Regions from separate parts of the Homo sapiens genome. Here region 2 is linked to region 1. Evidence: chromatin loops called from intact Hi-C (ENCODE). Cell type or tissue: heart left ventricle. All regions are shown on one strand. Each heading gives the region's core, and the rest is flanking DNA. Links, peaks and the distances in the headings are about the cores only. Region 1 has its middle 8.3 kb from the start of C1orf216. Region 2 has its middle 9.3 kb from the start of SFPQ.

Evidence for each region. A loop is a pair of places that touch in the nucleus more often than their neighbours do. Peaks named below come from ENCODE experiments on the same cell type or tissue, not always from the same donor. Only the 100,000 strongest peaks of a DNase experiment are listed, where the experiment ranks them.
Region 2: it touches region 1 in a loop (2.6-fold over the local background); 9 of 110 quality-filtered maps call a loop at or near these places.

What each region holds. Positions count from the first base shown.
Region 1 is chr1:35,724,975-35,729,374 of GRCh38, reverse strand. It overlaps a transcript of CLSPN not described here. Among named protein-coding and RNA genes, the nearest start is that of C1orf216, 8.3 kb to the right of the region's middle. RefSeq lists a silencer at 3,434-3,617. In heart left ventricle, for the core only: a CTCF peak has its summit at 2,331 (motif pointing right); a DNase peak (open chromatin) is centred at 2,369.
Region 2 is chr1:35,200,228-35,204,627 of GRCh38, reverse strand. No RefSeq gene overlaps it. Among named protein-coding and RNA genes, the nearest start is that of SFPQ, 9.3 kb to the right of the region's middle. RefSeq lists an enhancer at 2,402-2,581. In heart left ventricle, for the core only: a CTCF peak has its summit at 2,341 (motif pointing left); a DNase peak (open chromatin) is centred at 2,358.

The sequences.
Region 1 (4,400 bases), core at 247-4,246:
AGTTGGGGTGGACACCTGAGTTCCTTCCCTTCATTTTAGAGAGAACCGTAGTCCGCGGAATTCTTGATGGCTGGTGGGCTAGATGTAGGGTTGAAGAGGCAGCTCCCAGCTCCAGGCTGGAGAATTATTGCCTAGTCCAAGGGGTAGAAAGTGCTGAGGCAGGGTTGGGAGTGAGCCGTGGTTTGGGTTTTTTGGCCCTCATCTCTTTTTCTCAGAGGCTGAAGGAAGGAAAAAGGCTGACTGCCCACCCTTCTGTTTGTTTGTCTTGTCTAATTTAACTTACGTTATTTATCAAAAAGACAGGTTATTTGGAAAACCAGATGGACCTAGGCAAAAATCATCTGGGTTTTCCAAACGTGAAAAATTAGGTTCTGGGGGCCCAGCAGGAAAGGCGTGTGTGTGTGTGTGTGTGTGTGTGTGTGTGTGTGTGTGTGTGTGTGTGTGTGTGTGTGTTTGAGGGGAGGGTGAGGTTGAGTGAATGTCTCTGTAGTTAGACCCAGAAATTGTTCCATGACTTCCAAGCATACTCCCTCCTTCATTTTCCTTCAAGTTCTTTATGATTAGAATCTAAATGAGAAAATTAAAATCTTCATGTTGGTTGCTGGATGTCTTAATTGACCAAGGATTAGAACCCATCAGGGCTATAGAAGAACAGCAGCTGACAGTTTTCTCTATCTTTCCAGCCCTCAGTCCCTTACACAGAGTGGGCAGGTTAGTGAGAGGTGCAGGGTACTGAGAGTTTTCTGAAACAGAAACCTGTGCTTCTTGTCCCTTCAATGTTATTGTTCCAAAGAGTTGCAGCAAATATGGAGGTTAGACATTAGGGAAGAACTTATCATCAACTTTCTGATGATCAAATGGCTAAAAGAACACTGAGGATCCAGGGCTGTCTCTCCATTGACTATCCAGGGAAGGAGCTAGCCCAGTTTTCTTTTGGGCAATGGTGGCTTGCTCTGTAGCTACAACCAGGAATTTGTAAAACTTGTGGTTTTGGGCCAGGCATGGTGGCACATGCCTGTAATCCCAGCACTTTGGGAGGTTGAGGTGGGGGGTTTGCTTGAACTCAGGGGTTTGAGACCAGCCTGGGCAAAATGGCGAAACCCCATCTCTACAAAAAATACAAAAATTAGCTGTGCATGGTGGCATGCACCTGTGGTTCCAACTACTTGGGAGGCTGAGGTAGGAAATCACTTGAGCCTGGAGGTTGTGGCTGCAATGAGCCAAAACTGCAGCATTGCATTCCAGTCTGGGTGACAGAGTGAGACTGCCTCAAAAGAAAAAAAAAAAAAAAAAAAAAGCTTGTGGTTTTGTTACCTTGAGCAGCAACATTTTTAGGAAGGAATTAAAGCAGGAGGCTATTGAGGCATAGCTCTTGGCTGCCATAGAGGAAATGTTCTGGCTGAAAGCAGAAAGCAAGCCATCCAGTTCATACACATATGCACACACACAGAAGACAGCCAAGACCCTTTCTGGCCTGAGAAATCTTTGGCGGCAGCAATAGCACTTGTCCCATTGTGAGTGGCATTTTTTTCAAAGTGTCATTGGACTGTGAAAGCTACTTAATAACTTGATCTCATCTGAATAATCTGAGTTAATACTAGCTTCACAGTTGTGAGGATTAAATAAAAAAAAATTGTAAAGTGTCTGCCTCAAGGCCTGGCACAGAGTAAATCTCAACAAATGCTCGTTGAATGAATGAATCCATGAATCTGAGCATTAAGGCCCCCCTCACCGTTTCCAAGGATCAGTGCATAACAGCCCCGGTAACTGAGACTTGTAGACTGTCCCAACTGAGCCTGCAGCCTGAGGCATGATCTAAACCTGCTGTTCCTTTGACAAATATTTGATGAGTTATGGTGTGGAGGGTGGACCCTTCCATGAAGGCCTTGTTGGCCTAGCTGTTGGAAGCACTATGCAGACAGTCTTCCAGGGTGGGAATTGCCTCAGAGAGCACCTTGCCCAAGGTCAAGGATAGCCCACATTCAATGGCAACAGGTGTGTAACGGCCTGGCCTTCTTAGCTTATTTTGGGTCAACTCTGAAGGGCCATTCTAGCTTCAGAGCTCCCTGTGGGGTTGGCTGAGGCTGTCACTGGCTTGTCTTGTAGATCAGCCTCTTCCTCTGGCCACTCCTGCTCATTCTCATTCTTCCACAGCTGTTGATCCCAAAGGAGGTTCTTAATAAACATCCAGCACATTAAACAGTCTCAGAGTTGGCTTCCTGGGAAATCCAAGCTATGAATGCACTAGTCCTGGTGGCCAAGCCTTTAGAACAACAAAGAACGGAGACTCCTTTGCAATGGATTTCCAGCGTTGGAGGTGTGGATACTGTCTCTTTATGCCCACCAGAGGGCAGCAGCATCCTAGCCACCTGCCCTTCTGAGGCTCCAGGAGTGGGCTTGAAGCCTTTTCCCCGGCAACTTCACGCCCCACACCAGTATTGGGCAGGATCACCTCCCTTAGGGTGTTCACCCTCCTGACTAAAACAACAAAACTTTCTTAAACTGTCCAGGCCTTAGTTTTGTTAGTCTCAAGCTCCTGTACCACCATCACTGAAGGCCAATCAGTCTTCCTACTGTGCCCCTTCCCCTGCTCCTCGTCCGGCAAGCTCCGTGCCTGGGATCCCCCACCTCTCACACTTACCACCCACAATAGATTTGTTTTCTGTGTGACAAGGTAATTACAAGCTTGGGGCCAGTAGGCCCAGGGGCCAGTCTGAGGATGGTCACTTCATTCTGGCTCTCCCTGTTCTGCTAACGGTATTGATTTTCAGTTTTATTTATTATGATGATGTGTGTGTGTGATCTGGCCCTGGTGACATGACATATGGAGGCAAGAGGGCGAGAGCAAATTTCCTTTTGTCACAATTTGACTTCTTGAAACCGCACCCCCACCACCACCACCCAGCATTGTTTATTTACAGGTTTTAGCATCTTTGCTTACCTGTCTTCATTCTGTCCCCTCATCCCCAAAGATTTCTAAGAGATTCTTCTGGGAATTGGAGCCAGATGGATGTGACTACAAGAAGGAGGAAAGGGTCTGGGAAGAGGAGTGACAGCAGCAAGCATACTACCTTTTGTTAGCAGCCATTAACTCATCCAGCAAACATTTACTACATTCCCATCACCTGTCAGTTACTTCTAGGCTAAGCTCCCCAACTCCCTGCTGGGGGCCATCCTGGAGACAGGTTTTGCTATGCGCTTTTTTTTTTTTTTTTTTTTTTTGTCTGCATCTGTTTCTATGGGTGTGTGAGGAAAACCTGGCCAGAAAGCTTTGAGAGAGTGAGATTGAGTTTGGGTGCAACCAACTCAAAGAACGATGCTTGCCTGAATTTAAGGCTACTTAAGGCCTCCCGTAATGTAGTCTACTTCCTTACGAGGAAGAGGAAGGGCAAGCTTGAGGCAAAACATTACAAGTGGGAGGGGGCACTCTGAACTGCAATGATTGCCGTGGGAATCAGCTGAGGCTGAGGGCGATTTGTGGGGCCATGTTTCCCCAGCCTGTCTTCTCTGTGCGTGCCAGGAGAATGAATAAATCATTGTTCAGGGGCGGGATGCAGCTGCCGAGCTCCTCCCCTCGGCACATGCCCCAACTCCAGCTCCTCCATTGAGGGCTGCTGGAGCAGAGCGGTTTATACACCCAGCTCCCCAAATCCTATTGAGGCCTCCCCCTCCGCACGAGCCACCGGCTCCAAGCCCATTCAGGCTGGCCCTTTGTGCTGGGGGTTAAGTGGTTACATGTGGGGGGCACCCAGAAAGGAACTGTCAGGCCTTGAAAGGCTGTGCTGATACAGTGCCCTCCTACTGATGAATGGGGTGGGTGGAGGAGAGGTGGGCGGCCGGAGGGTGGGGTGGGGGAGAGGGCATGGGGATTATGGAGCCCACAGAGGCAGCTGCTAGGAAGGGGGTGGAACAGGCACCCCCTTCTCTCTTTCCTCCTTCACTTCAGCTTCTCCGTCTAGCTTACTCCCTCTGTTGTGGGCACTGGATGATCAAGAGCCTTGGGACCTTGGATTTGGCTTTTCTGATGTCCTGGTGACCGCTTGAGTGCACTGGAGAGAAAGAATTTATATTACCTTTCATTCTTCCAGCAGCTCCGAAAAGACCTGTTTCTCCCTTTTCCCTTGGAAGGGGTGGGTGAGAAGGGGAACAGTGTTGGGGACAGGGGGAGGATTCATTTCCTAGGTTCATCTGGTGCAGTGGATTTGCAGCTGTGCCCTGCCGAACTTTTAAAAGCTTCTCTGAAGTTCCCTCGGAGCCCTTAGGTGGAGGGTTTAGGGGAAGACAGATCTCAAACTGGATATATTGGAAAGATTTTGTTGAGGAAAAAGAAATTACTTCAAGGCTCTAAAAATGCTTTAAAACTTCTAATTGAATGTACCGCCTTGTCATTTTACAGCTGG
Region 2 (4,400 bases), core at 197-4,196, 520 kb after region 1:
TTAAATTTTTAGTAGAGACGAGGTTTCACCATGTTGGCCAGGCTGGTCTTGGACTCCTGACCTCAAGTGATCCACCTCCCAAAATGCTGGGATTACAGGCATGAGCCACCACGCCTGGCCAATAAAAAGAAATTTAAACAGATATAACTATACATCAAAAAGATAATTCATAATTGGGTATTTGGGATTCTTCCATTTTATTTGTTAATGAATTCTTGCATTTTATTTTCAATTACTGTATTTACAATGTATTTATAATTAGTGGACTTAAGAGAACATATTTTGTTTGTAAGAGATAGACACATTTTGGGGCTACTATTTGTATGTACTTTCCAAATAACATTTGTGAGCATAGGTAATCTTTATCCCCCCATAAATGAATAAGAAGTCCAACTGGATATAGTTATCCCTATGGACAGGATAACTTGCTGTTTAAAGGTCTGGATATGGACTATGCAGGTGTAAATCTTGGTTCTATCACTTCATAACTATGTGACTCTCGGTGACTTAATCCCTTATCTTAAAAAAAGGGGGTGAAATAAGAAAAATAAATAATTACGGGGTTGTGAAAATTAAATGAGTTAATGCACGTAAAGCCCACACACGTAAAATCCATTTTAGAAAATCTAGAAATTGCAGAAAAATAGGAAACCAGAAATCATCCAACCTTAGTAACTTAATGGACAGTGGCTAATCCCAATGGTGCTTTTGTACAAATTAGAAAAACTGGCCCTTCCTCAAGATACTTGACTGCTATCAGCCAGAAAGCTGTCTTAGTGGGGGGGGGGGGGGGCACTATTTATTAATTATACTGGGATATCAAACATAAACTAAGATTGTCTTAAGCAAAAGAAGACCTTGCCTCTGGATGACAATGTAGACAATGTAGGATGTTTTTGATTTAATGCTATTAGTAATCATGTGGAGATGAACAAATTTATACATAAAATTTTTCTGTATTTAGAATTTAGGCTAGATTCCAGCACCTGGCAGGCACACAGAGGGTATTTGTTAAATAAATGAATGAATGAAAGCGGGGAGGATGCAGAGAGGGAGGGAGAGGGGGAGGGAAAAGGAGAGAGAGAGGGAGAAAATGAATTTGCCAAATTATTTTTCAAAAGAATTATGTCAGTAGTGGCTGTTTAAATTTGTGTTAACTTAGATGAAAAATAGTCTCTCATTTTTATTTCTAGTTCTGTAATTATCATCAGAGGATGAATATTTTCCATGTGTTAGTTCATTTATTTTGGCTATTAATTGGGATCTTGATTATTTTTCTTATAAAATTGTACACATCCTTTACATAGGAAAGATATTAACCACTTATTATAATTTTTTCTTGCAATTATTTTTTCAATTTAACTTTTAATTTTTATTATCGTCTTGGTTTTTAACCTGGTGGTTTCTAATCTTCATGCAGGGAAATTTACTAATATTTTGTTTTGTGATTTATTCTATCAGAGTAAATCTTAAAAATTGCCCTTCCTGACAAAGATCTGATATTCACTTCTATTTTCTTCTCATTCTTTCTGGGTTTGTTTAAAAAATACACATATTTCTTTTATCCATCTAGAATCAGTTTGATTATATATATATACATATATACATATATATACACATATATATACATATATACATATATACATATATACATATATATACATATATACATATATATACATATATACATATATATACATATATATACATATATAGCAAATTAAATACTCTAATACCATTTGTTGAATATTTCTTTCCTTTCTCATTAATTTCTGAAGTACACTTATGGTAAAAATTTATACCTACCTCTGAGCTATCTTCCTCCATTTGATGAGTCTTTAAACTCCATTTTTTTTTTTTTTACCTTTAAAATCAGTTCAAGTGGTAAACTTAGGGGCAGCTGAAAATAAATGCCTTCAAGACTAAAGTAACTGTGTGGAAAAAACCTGGAAAGATATTTAGTTCAGTGTGGGGGTGACAGGTGATGAATATGGGGTCGCTCATCATGACTAAGGAAGACCTCTCCCCATCCCCCAACACAATAAAGAAATAAATTAGATGGAGAAATAATTAAATAAATAAAGGTACTACAAACAGAGCACGTTTTCCCTAAATAAAGGAAGGCAGTAACAGAGGAAGACACTGCAGTTAATCCAATGTTTCTCTCATTAAGAGAGGCAATCTAGATACTGATTAGATCTACTGGAAAATTTACCCAGGTATTGAAATCAACCCTTCCAAAAGGTTCTTTGCTTGGAGGCTCAATAACAATAGAGTAATGGAGTGTATGCCGCTATTTGCTTTCCAAGGAGATGGAGGAAGTGGCACAGCCACTGAGACACCTAGTGGTGAGGGTTTTACTGCACGGTTAGAGTTTGCCAGTTGGGCTCATCTAAGAGCCACTTCCTTGGGGGAGGCAGTGTGCATTTGAGGAGCTTAGATGTCCTTCTTTTAGCTCTCCTTTTCTGCCCCCAGCAAAATAATTTGAGCTCTCTATTGTGTGCATGAAGCCTCAGAGACAAGCGCTGATAGATCTGAAAACTGAATAGCCTCTTCAAAGTTGGAAAAGAGAACTACGAAGCTAAATTAACACCTGCTGACCAACATGGTTTCTCAAGCCCTGGGGGACAGCTGAAGATGTAAATTTAGTCAATTGAATTAATATTCATTAGAGAGCGGCAGCGTGTTTCATCAAGCATATTATTTCCATCCCCTACCCTTCTAGGCCTTATAAATACTCAAACAAGAGGATAATTATAATTTTCATTTTATTGTAATTATAGTGTTTGAACTGTAAGTTCACCCACATTCAGAGTATTACAAGGTAAAGATTGTTCTACATATTATTCAGGCATGATAATTGACCACAGATGTGAACTACAGAGTTGTGTTTAATATCTGAAATTTGTCATTTATGTTGAGGACATTCTTCAATGGTTCAGAAAAGGAAAGATTAATGGGCTCATTCACTTATTCATTTGTTCAAATATAGAGTATCACAGCACTAGGCCCTGAGGATTTGGTGCTTAAAAGAGAATCTCAGTCATTGTCCTCATGATCTTACAGGCTAAAGTGTACAATTTTGCAAGTCTCTATAATAAAGTGGGATGAATACTATAGGAGTGAAAGTACAGGATGCTAATGAAATGCAGCAACTTGGTCCTTGGGGTCACAGAAGGCCTCCAGAGAAGGGCAAGTGTAAGTCAAGTCCTGAAAGATGGATAAGAGCTAACCATAAAGGAGGGAGACGGTGACCAGGAAGATACTATTTCAGGTGAGAACGTGAGAAGTTAAAAGAACTAAAGGCAGTCAGTGTGACTACAGCAAAGAATTCAGGAGTCAGGGATGAGGCTGGGGAGGAATGCGATGGCCAGGGAATGGAGGGACATCATAGGAGTTAAGGAGGTTGTTTTTTCTCCTAAGGGCAATAGGAAGACAATAAGGAATTTAAAAGAGGGGAACTGAAGCATCAGATTTGCCTTTAAAAATGATAATTTGCTTGCTGCCTGGAAAATAGGAAGGAGGAAGGCAATTGGGATGACCAGTCAGAAAGCTTTTGCAGAAGTCTAGGTGAGAAATCATGTTACATTGTTAGTTTCCAGTGTGTATCCTGGATGTAATAAAACAACGTTAGCTTGGCTGGGCATAGTGACCTGTGCCTGTAGACTCAGGAGGCTGAGGTGGGAGGATCACTTGAGCACAGAAGTTTGAGACCAGCCTGGGCAACATAATGAGACTCCACCTCTCAAGAAATAAAAAAGAGAGAGAAAGAATAATGTTACCTTGGATTACAGTAATGGTGGTTTTTTAATCTGAAAGATGAGCAAATAATACTATAAATCTCAGAGTTGTAATAAGAATTCAATATTAAGGCCGAGTACAGTGGCTCACGGCTATAATCCCAGCACTTTGGGAGGCCAAGGTGGGTGGATCACCTGATGTCAGGAGTTCGAGACCAGCCTGGCCAACATGATGAAACCCTGTCTCTACTAAAAATACAAAAATTAGGTGGGCCTGGTGGTAGGTACCTGTAGTCCCAGGTACTTGGGAGGCTGAGGCAGGAGAATTGCTTGAACCCAGGAGGCGGAGGTTGCAGTGAGCCAAGATCGCAATACTGCACTCCAGCCTGGGCGACAGAGCAAGACTCCATCTCAACAAAACAAAACAAAACAAAACAATACCAAAAACAAAAACACAATTCAATATTAAGTATTTACTACATTGTATGGCATAAACTAAATGATCAGTTGATTTTGGCTATTTTGATACTGGCTATTATTTGAAGTAGATATTACTCACAGTATTAAATAATTACTCTTTTGGTACACATACCAAACTTTTAACTTTTATTTAGAGACAGAATCTTGCTCTGTCACCCAGGATAGAGTTTAGTGGCACCA